Regions from separate parts of the Mus musculus genome. Here region 1 is linked to region 2. Evidence: chromatin contacts called from ENCODE Hi-C or POLR2A ChIA-PET data. All regions are on one chromosome and are shown on one strand. Each heading gives the region's core, a stretch centred on a gene start or an enhancer-like site at or near the end of the contact. The rest is flanking DNA. Distances are from core to core; before and after follow the strand shown.

What was found. Hi-C counts contacts between places; a loop is a spot of excess contacts on that map. ChIA-PET counts read pairs that join two places held with the same protein, here RNA polymerase II (POLR2A).
Region 1: a loop to region 2 is called in a map of heart, with 1.8 times the contacts of the local background. The contact joins two enhancer-like sites. A Hi-C loop is called at or near these places in 3 of 37 maps with a recorded cell type or tissue (all heart). POLR2A ChIA-PET finds 5 or more read pairs at or near these places in 2 of 5 experiments (Patski and embryonic stem cell).

Annotation. Positions count from the first base shown.
Region 1 is chr10:93,705,480-93,709,177 of GRCm38, forward strand. It overlaps Ntn4 (netrin 4), which reads left to right. Exons shown (of 10, transcript NM_021320.3): 4 at 1,799-1,925. Among named protein-coding and RNA genes, the nearest start is that of Gm15915, 24 kb to the left of the region's middle. Within about 2 kb of position 2,067, at least 1 of the 3 ENCODE cell types and tissues checked has a DNase peak (open chromatin) inside an H3K27ac peak, as active enhancers do.
Region 2 is chr10:93,670,730-93,674,607 of GRCm38, forward strand. All of the region lies in intron 2 of Ntn4 (netrin 4), which reads left to right. Gm15915 (predicted gene 15915) reads right to left here. Exons shown (of 6, transcript NR_038017.1): 6 at 3,489-3,861. Among named protein-coding and RNA genes, the nearest start is that of Gm15915, 11 kb to the right of the region's middle. Within about 2 kb of position 2,187, at least 1 of the 3 ENCODE cell types and tissues checked has a DNase peak (open chromatin) inside an H3K27ac peak, as active enhancers do.

The DNA.
Region 1 (3,698 bases), core at 817-3,316, 35 kb after region 2:
TTTAATTATGGCTGTGTGCACACACAAGAGTGCAAGTACCTGCAAAGGCCAGAGGAATTGGATTCCCCTGGAGCTGGAGTTACTTACAGGCAGCTGTGAGCTCCCTCATATGGTGGCTGGGAATTGAACTTGGGTCGTCTTGAAGAGCCAGATGAGCCCTAAACTCAGATCCGTTTTTTTTTAATGTATATGGGTGTTTCGACTGAGCCATCTCTCCAGCAACAACCAACTCCTCATCCTTTCTTAAAGAAAAGGAATACTGTGGCCAGAGAGATGTTCTTCACTTAAAAGTGCTTTCAGCTTTCCCAGAGGACCCTAGTTCAGTCCCCAGCACCAAGGTCAGGAAGCTCACAGTAGCCTGTAACTTCAGCTCTAGGGATCCAACTCCCTCTTCTGGCCCCTGGAAGCACCCACACACATGTGGCATACAGTCACACACACACAGAAGTAAAAATAAATAAATAGAAAGGTGCCGCTTTGGGGAGCAAACTCAGTGTAGCAGAGTGATCATCAAGCTCATCACTAAACGTTCACTGACCGATTGGCATGATTTAGCACCCTTTGTTGTTGTTGTTGTTGTTGTTTTGAGACAGGGTTTCTCTGTATAGCCCTGGCTGTCCTGGAACTCACTCTGTAGACCAGGCTGGCCTCGAACTCAGAAATCTGCCTGCCTCTGCCTCCTGAGTGCTGGGATTAAAGGCATGCGCTACCATGCCCGGCTGATTTATCCCCTTTTATGCTGAATTACTTTAACTACTGTTTTTCAAGAAAAACTTGCAGATTCATATTTATAAACCCCATTCAGAGTCATTTCACAAAGTCGCATATCCGGTCCCTGTATCAGTTTCCAGAGATGCGTTTTGTTACTGGGCTCCATGGTAATTCTTCCTAGGTAGCACTTGAGAATCCAAAGAGTTTTTTAATGTTATCAATGGAATAAAACCAACTATTTTCTTAACAATTTTGCTAAAGCATTCCTCTCTGTGAAACACACTGTTGTAGATAAACCTCATGAATTCAGTTGTGGGGTCAAAAGAAAAGCCCACTAATTATGACAAAGTATATTCAAATCTGAGCAGTATATTTTGGCCCTTTGATTAATTATACTTCTAGGAAATATATTTAAGAGAAATAAAGAGTTATACAAATACTTAGTTATAGGGATATTCATGGTAGCACTAGATATATCAATAGTTTATACTTTTATAATAAGAAAGTATGGGATTGCACAAATAAACTGCTTATCCTACAAGAGACTCGATTATACACAAGGATATTTTAAAAGGTACATAGATATTCCTTTTTTTTTTTTGATAGAGTACTAAGGATTGAACCCAAGGGTACACACTCTAGCACTTAGCTACATATTACATATTCCCAATATATTATGCAGAAAAGGTCTTTCATTGCATTGAAGGCACTAGGAATATATTTTTTCAAATGTTGATATCAATTTTTTTAAAGATTACAAGTTTCTAAATTTTCTACAGTAACAATGCATTATTTTGTGCTAGGCATGTTTTTATTTAAGGATATTAAAATTAACTTAAATACTTAGCCAATACTGCAGAATTTCTCACTGGAGCCATATATTCTATAGTCAAGGAAAAGTATTGTTTCTTCCTTTGAGTTAATCACAAGACAGACTAAAAGAATTTTTCCCCCATGCTAGCTAACTTCTTCAAAAAAGTGAATTAGTGCCTTACAGATAAATGGGTATGAAGAAGTTGAAGGGAGGGTTTCTTTCTCCCTCAGCCTTACTCCTTTGCTCACGGCCTTTACTTAATGTTGTCTGTAGGTCCACGGGAGGTGTATGTGTAAGCACAACACAGCAGGCAGCCACTGCCAGCACTGTGCACCATTGTACAATGACCGGCCCTGGGAGGCAGCGGACGGCAGAACAGGGGCTCCTAACGAATGCAGAAGTAAGTAACAGCATCCATTCCTCAAAGCCCTCTTTGTAGAGTAAACTTATCTTTGAATTCCTTGTTATCTCTTGAAACTCAATATAAAGTGGAGGGTGACAGAAGCCATATACAAACATAGCCCGTATCACCGCTCAGCGTGACTCCAACCGTTGGAAACAGCCTGCAGTGCTGCCAATTGGCCTGAGTAGCCAAGAATGTGCTGTCTATTTGCTCGGGTACTTTGTGGGACCGAAATGCTCCCCTTGAGAACATGAAACGATACAATCATGAGTGGACTCAGGATTACAGAGTCCGACTGCTCCCGTGGCTGTGATACCGAATGATAATCATGAAAACGGCTCTTTAAGTTCAGTCAGTCCCCAGAACAACCCAGTAGAGCAGATGGTGTTAATCCTGTTTTAGAAATCAGGAAACCGAGGCTCAGTTAGCTTAAGTATCTTGCCAAAGTTAGTAATGAAGGGATGAAGACTTGACCCCATGTCTTCAGGAGCCTATCAGATACTTTCCCCCATGGTATTATGGGTCCCCTTTCACGGATGGATCAGACCCGAAATTAAACCAGAAGTCAAGAATGACATCGCTTGACTAGGACTAATTTTGGATTTGCATTTGGGGATTAGATACAGGATGACAGGACATGGGAAAGGGAACCATGTCTCTATTTGCAGTTTAAAACGCTCAAGAGACTGGACAAGCTGTAGTGCATTATCATCTGAGTGGTCAGATGTTCTGAGACACACACACACACACACACACACACACACACACACACACACGCTCACATCCCAAGCCTGTCCTATGGAGACTTCTAAATCTTGGGTCTGCTCATGTTTGTATCACGTCAGGGTCTCAAGGAGAGCATTTAGATCCCACAAAGTACACAAGCAAATAACACGGTCCTGCTACTCCGTCTTGTTGGCAGCTCTGCAAGCTGTTTGTACTGTGAGTAAAGTTCTGAGAAATCTCTTCCCATACCCAATCTGGAATCGTAACAAATTTGTTTCTAAGAAATATGAAGGATTTCCTCTGAGCACAAATATCAAATTACCTTATGCCTTTTAAAGACACAGAGTCTGGGAAAATATCATAACACATTGAGGAAACAATGAAAAACAATTGCACTAGCTTTTTTCAAATACAGTTGGACTTCAGGGGATGTCTGGATTCTTATTCTAAATTACTTATCAAGAGAATCTAAAGAATTTCTCCTAAATTCCAAGAGTGCCTTTCTGGTCCTTTCCATGGAAACCCACCGCATATCTAAATACACATAGACACAGAGGCGTGTCACTGGGTGCTATAGACTGATAAGCTTAGAGATGTCATTGAGAAATCATTACACAAGGAACACGGAGGCCTTCTCTATAAATGGAGGCTTCAATACCAGACTTCCTTAGGTCTATCAAAAATGACAGCAGCAGGGAAATGTTATTTCATAGAAGATAACTTAAACAAGGCCTAACGGCTCAGGCCTGGAACCTCGGTTACTTGGAAAGGCTGAGGCAGGAGATTCCCAAGATCAAAGGCTGCCAGGGCTATAAATTGAGTTCAAGGATAGACTGGGCTACTAAGTGAGACCGATCTCAAAATAAAAAGGGAAAAGGTGGGCCAACAATATGACTCAACTTGTAAAGGTGCTTACCACCAAGCCTGATGATGACCTTAGTCCCCCAGCTGATACCCACATGATGGAAGGAGAGAATTGATTCCTACAAGTTAACCTCGGACCTCTACATTTATTCAGTAACATGCACACACACACACACACAC
Region 2 (3,878 bases), core at 937-3,436:
AGAGAGGGAGAGGGAGGGGGGAGGGACGGAGGGAGGGAGGGAGAGAGAGAGAGAGAGAGAGAGAGAGAGAGAGAGAGAGAGAGAGAGAGAGAGAGAGAAAGGAAGAAAGAAAGGGAAAGGAAAATTTCTATTCTATTCATCACAGACCCTTTCTTATATATTTCTTCCTGGCTCTTTCCATCTCAGCTCCTCTTCTTTTGACCCACCCCTCCCCCAGCTGCCTCTGCCTAGCTTCTTCTCTTATCATGTTAATTCTCCAGAAGGAAGACTCCAGTCTCTTGGTCATCTATTTTCACTCTCTAAATAACTGGAGTTAGCTGAATTTGGACTCCATCAACCTGGGTTTAGGTATTAGTTGAGTCACTTCCCAGCTACATGACCCTGAACAAGTTAGCATTTTCTCAGAGTTACTCTATCTGAAAGATGAGAATAAATAATACCATACCCTAGGTGTACTTTAAGGATAAAATGAGATTTAAAAGGAGAGAGAGAGAAAGAGAGAGAGAAATAGGGAGGAAGGGAGGGAGGAAGTAAGGAAGCTGTTGATAACTAAAAGTCATTGTCAAGCATGTCTGGGTTTTAACAAATAGGTATTTGCAATATGGCTTAAGCTTTTGCTGTGCAAGGAGAGGAACTCCTCAGTGTCCATAGAGCTCATAGTCTAGAGAAGAATACAGACAATTAAACAAATTAAGAAATGAGCATGGTAAGTCCGGAAGTCTTGAAATAGGACATAGGAGAGACATCTAAGGTGGGCTCTTGATGAGGAGGGACAAGAAAGCCAACTTCCTGAATAAACTGTTATAGGAGATGAGACCTGTAAGACAGGGTGAGTTGGCCAAGTCACAGGGTAGGTACCAGGTGACAAGGACAGAGGGGTGTGTTCCAGGTGAGGAGCAGATTTGGAAGGGGGCTTTCTAGGGACAGCATGAGCTTCGGTCTGGGAGAGAAGGGCAGGTGCAAACCATGAGGTCATCCGTACATTCCCGTCATAGAGCAAGCAACATGAAGATCCTGATGAGCCAGGATGTGAGCCAAGCCTGCGCTAAAGGACGCAGGTCATCAGTGTCAAAGCGCCACCCAGGTAGATGGATAGAATCTGAGGGGCTTGTCAGTAAGTCCTAGACATTGACTGGCATTCACTGATTGGCCTGTGTCTCAAAGCAAGCAAGGTGTCCAGGGAAACACTGCATGCCAGCCATTTTATTTGTTAAGAGTAGTGATTTTTTTTTTGAAGACATCTTTACATTTGATACTTTTTGTTTATACACACACACACACACACACACATATACATATATATACATATACACACACACACATATATATACATACACACACACACATACACACACACACACACACACACACACATATATATATATATATATATATACTTCATGGCTTTCTCATGTGCGACACACGAATAGGTATTATCAGTTTTCTAAGGATACAGTCAATCCCATCCACTATTAGGTTAACAAGTAGAAGTCGGAGACAGCATATGCTCTATTTCCTCATCCCACAGAGCAGGAGTGGATAGCTACAAAGGTGTAAGTGGGATTAGTGGGGAAAATTCTTAAATGGGAGCCTGGAACACCGGCTTCTCGTTCTTACTGTCGCCGAGCTGCTGACTGATCGTGTAAACCACTCTGAGCTTTGCAGGACCAGATCATCAGCCCTAAGGACTCTTCTGCTGCCAGAGTCTTTTGATTCTGACTTCTGACTTAAAGGAATCGCTAGCATTCCATATGGATCGGGGGACTTGGGGGCATTTGTTTCCAGTGCAATCTTTGTTTTTACTTTGCTCCTCTGCTGTTTTCTTGTCACTCCCGTCGGTCCTGTCCTTCTTCCCTTTTGAAGATACTTAAGAAGGGCCCTTTCATCACGCTAAAACCGTAAATATGCCCTTGAAACACGCAAAGAAGCTTTTGTGTACTTCCAACAGGAGGTTATTATCGGACAAGTAAGTCACTTGAGTGCACGGCATTCCTCAGCCCGCTCCACGGAGGGCTTTATGGGGTTATATTGTCCTATCTCCGCAGATAAGACTCTCCCGCTCTAAAAGGTGGGTTATCTGATGAAGCGGGGTGCCTCACGCTTCAGGGGTGTAAGCCAAAGGTTTCGGGTGCTGCCCAAAAGTCAGACATACTTCTCCAAGACAAGTAGGTGCTTCACTGAGAGTGTTACAGTCAAGGACAAACGTTCTAAAATTAAACCAACCAGCTGTTCAACTGCAGACGCCCACGTGCCAATTCTGCCGTCCTTGCCTTATCTAGCCTTTCAGAACGCCCACTCTCTGCAGGGCTTTTGTCAAGCCCGAAACTTCACAGGCTTTCCAAGAGGAACCCTATCCACCAAGGCAGAATCCTGTTGTGGGGCAGAGGAGGGCACCTCTCCTTCTCTCACAGAGCATATGCTCTCTGCGTCTTTCAGTTGGATGCCAAAACCTTCAGAAGGTTCAGAAGGCTTCAGAGGGCAATGGCATGTAGCCTTCCTCATTGATGTTAAAGAATATTAACAGTTGTGTGGGTGGGTGGAGAAATGGTTCCTGGGTGTGGCTCTAATCGAGGGCCCAGGTTCAGCTGCGAGCATGTAATATGTCAGGTTGCTCCAGGGGATCAGACATTTCTGGCCCTCACAGGTATCCATACTCAAGTGCGTGTGTATACCCCACACACAAGCACATGATTAAAAATAGGATAAATCGTTTTTTTTTTTTAAAAAAAAAAAAGGAAGAAAAACGTTTGTTTTTCATGTCTTTTTTTATTTACTAACTGCAACCAGGCTCTTGGTTTTATTATAAGACTTTCAACTACGTGTGACAGCATATGCCTGTAGTCCTACTCCTTGGTCAGCTGAAGCAGGAAGGTGACACTGAGCTGGAAAGAAGTCTGGGTTACGTAGTAAAACTTCATCTCGAAAAGCCAAAAAACCTGTTAAGCAGTAGTGGCATATGCCTTTAACCAGAATATTTAAGAGACAGACGACATAGGTGGATCTCTGAGTTTGAGGCCAGCCTGATCCACAGAGTGTTCCAAGATAGCCATGGAAACACAGAGAAGCCCTGTCTTGAAAAAGACCAAGAGAAGAAAGAAAGAAAGAAAGAAGAAAGAAGAAAGAAGGAAGGAAGGAAGGAAGGGAGGAAGGAAGGGAGGGAGGGAGGAAGGAAGGAAGGAAGGAAGGAAGGAAGGAAGGAAGGAAGAAAGAACGAAAGGAAGAGAAAAGAGAAAACCACCAATTCCAACAACAAACCAAACAACAAAAACATTCCAACATGTTATTCCTAGTAATTTATATTTTAAAAAGTGCTAGCCCATATGCAATTTTAACATTTTATTTTATGGTTTTACCCTTAACTTTTCAATCAGGGTGGATGAAAAAAATGAGGTTCACCCTCACTTGAAATAACTAAATACCAGACAAGATATGTGAAGCAGTGGTTGTCATGATCCAAGGGATGGACACCATGAAGTCATACCAAGTGACAGATCTCACATAGGAAGTTTATTGGGGAAAGGGTATACAGAGGCTGCCTCTCAACGAGGGTGGAGGGAAAAAGGGAGCAAAGAGAGGGGGGACTGGCTGTTTATCTGAAGATGTAGTGAGGATCTGCTACTCGTGATGATCTTGGCAGCTGTGATAATGTATCCTGCTGTTGCTGGGTCCCTGGGGCAGGTGGTGAAGACCTCTGATTGCTAACAACAGTTTCAAGGCCTTTGGACATCAGGCGGGGCAGGACAATGATGCTTGGGGGTAGGCCCTGAGATCACCTCTCTGACTGTCTGGAGAAAGTGACCGGATGCTGATGCAGGAAGGGGGAGCATAGATGGAGCCTGATGGAGTCTCTGAGTTCAGAACCTGTGAGAAGTAACAAA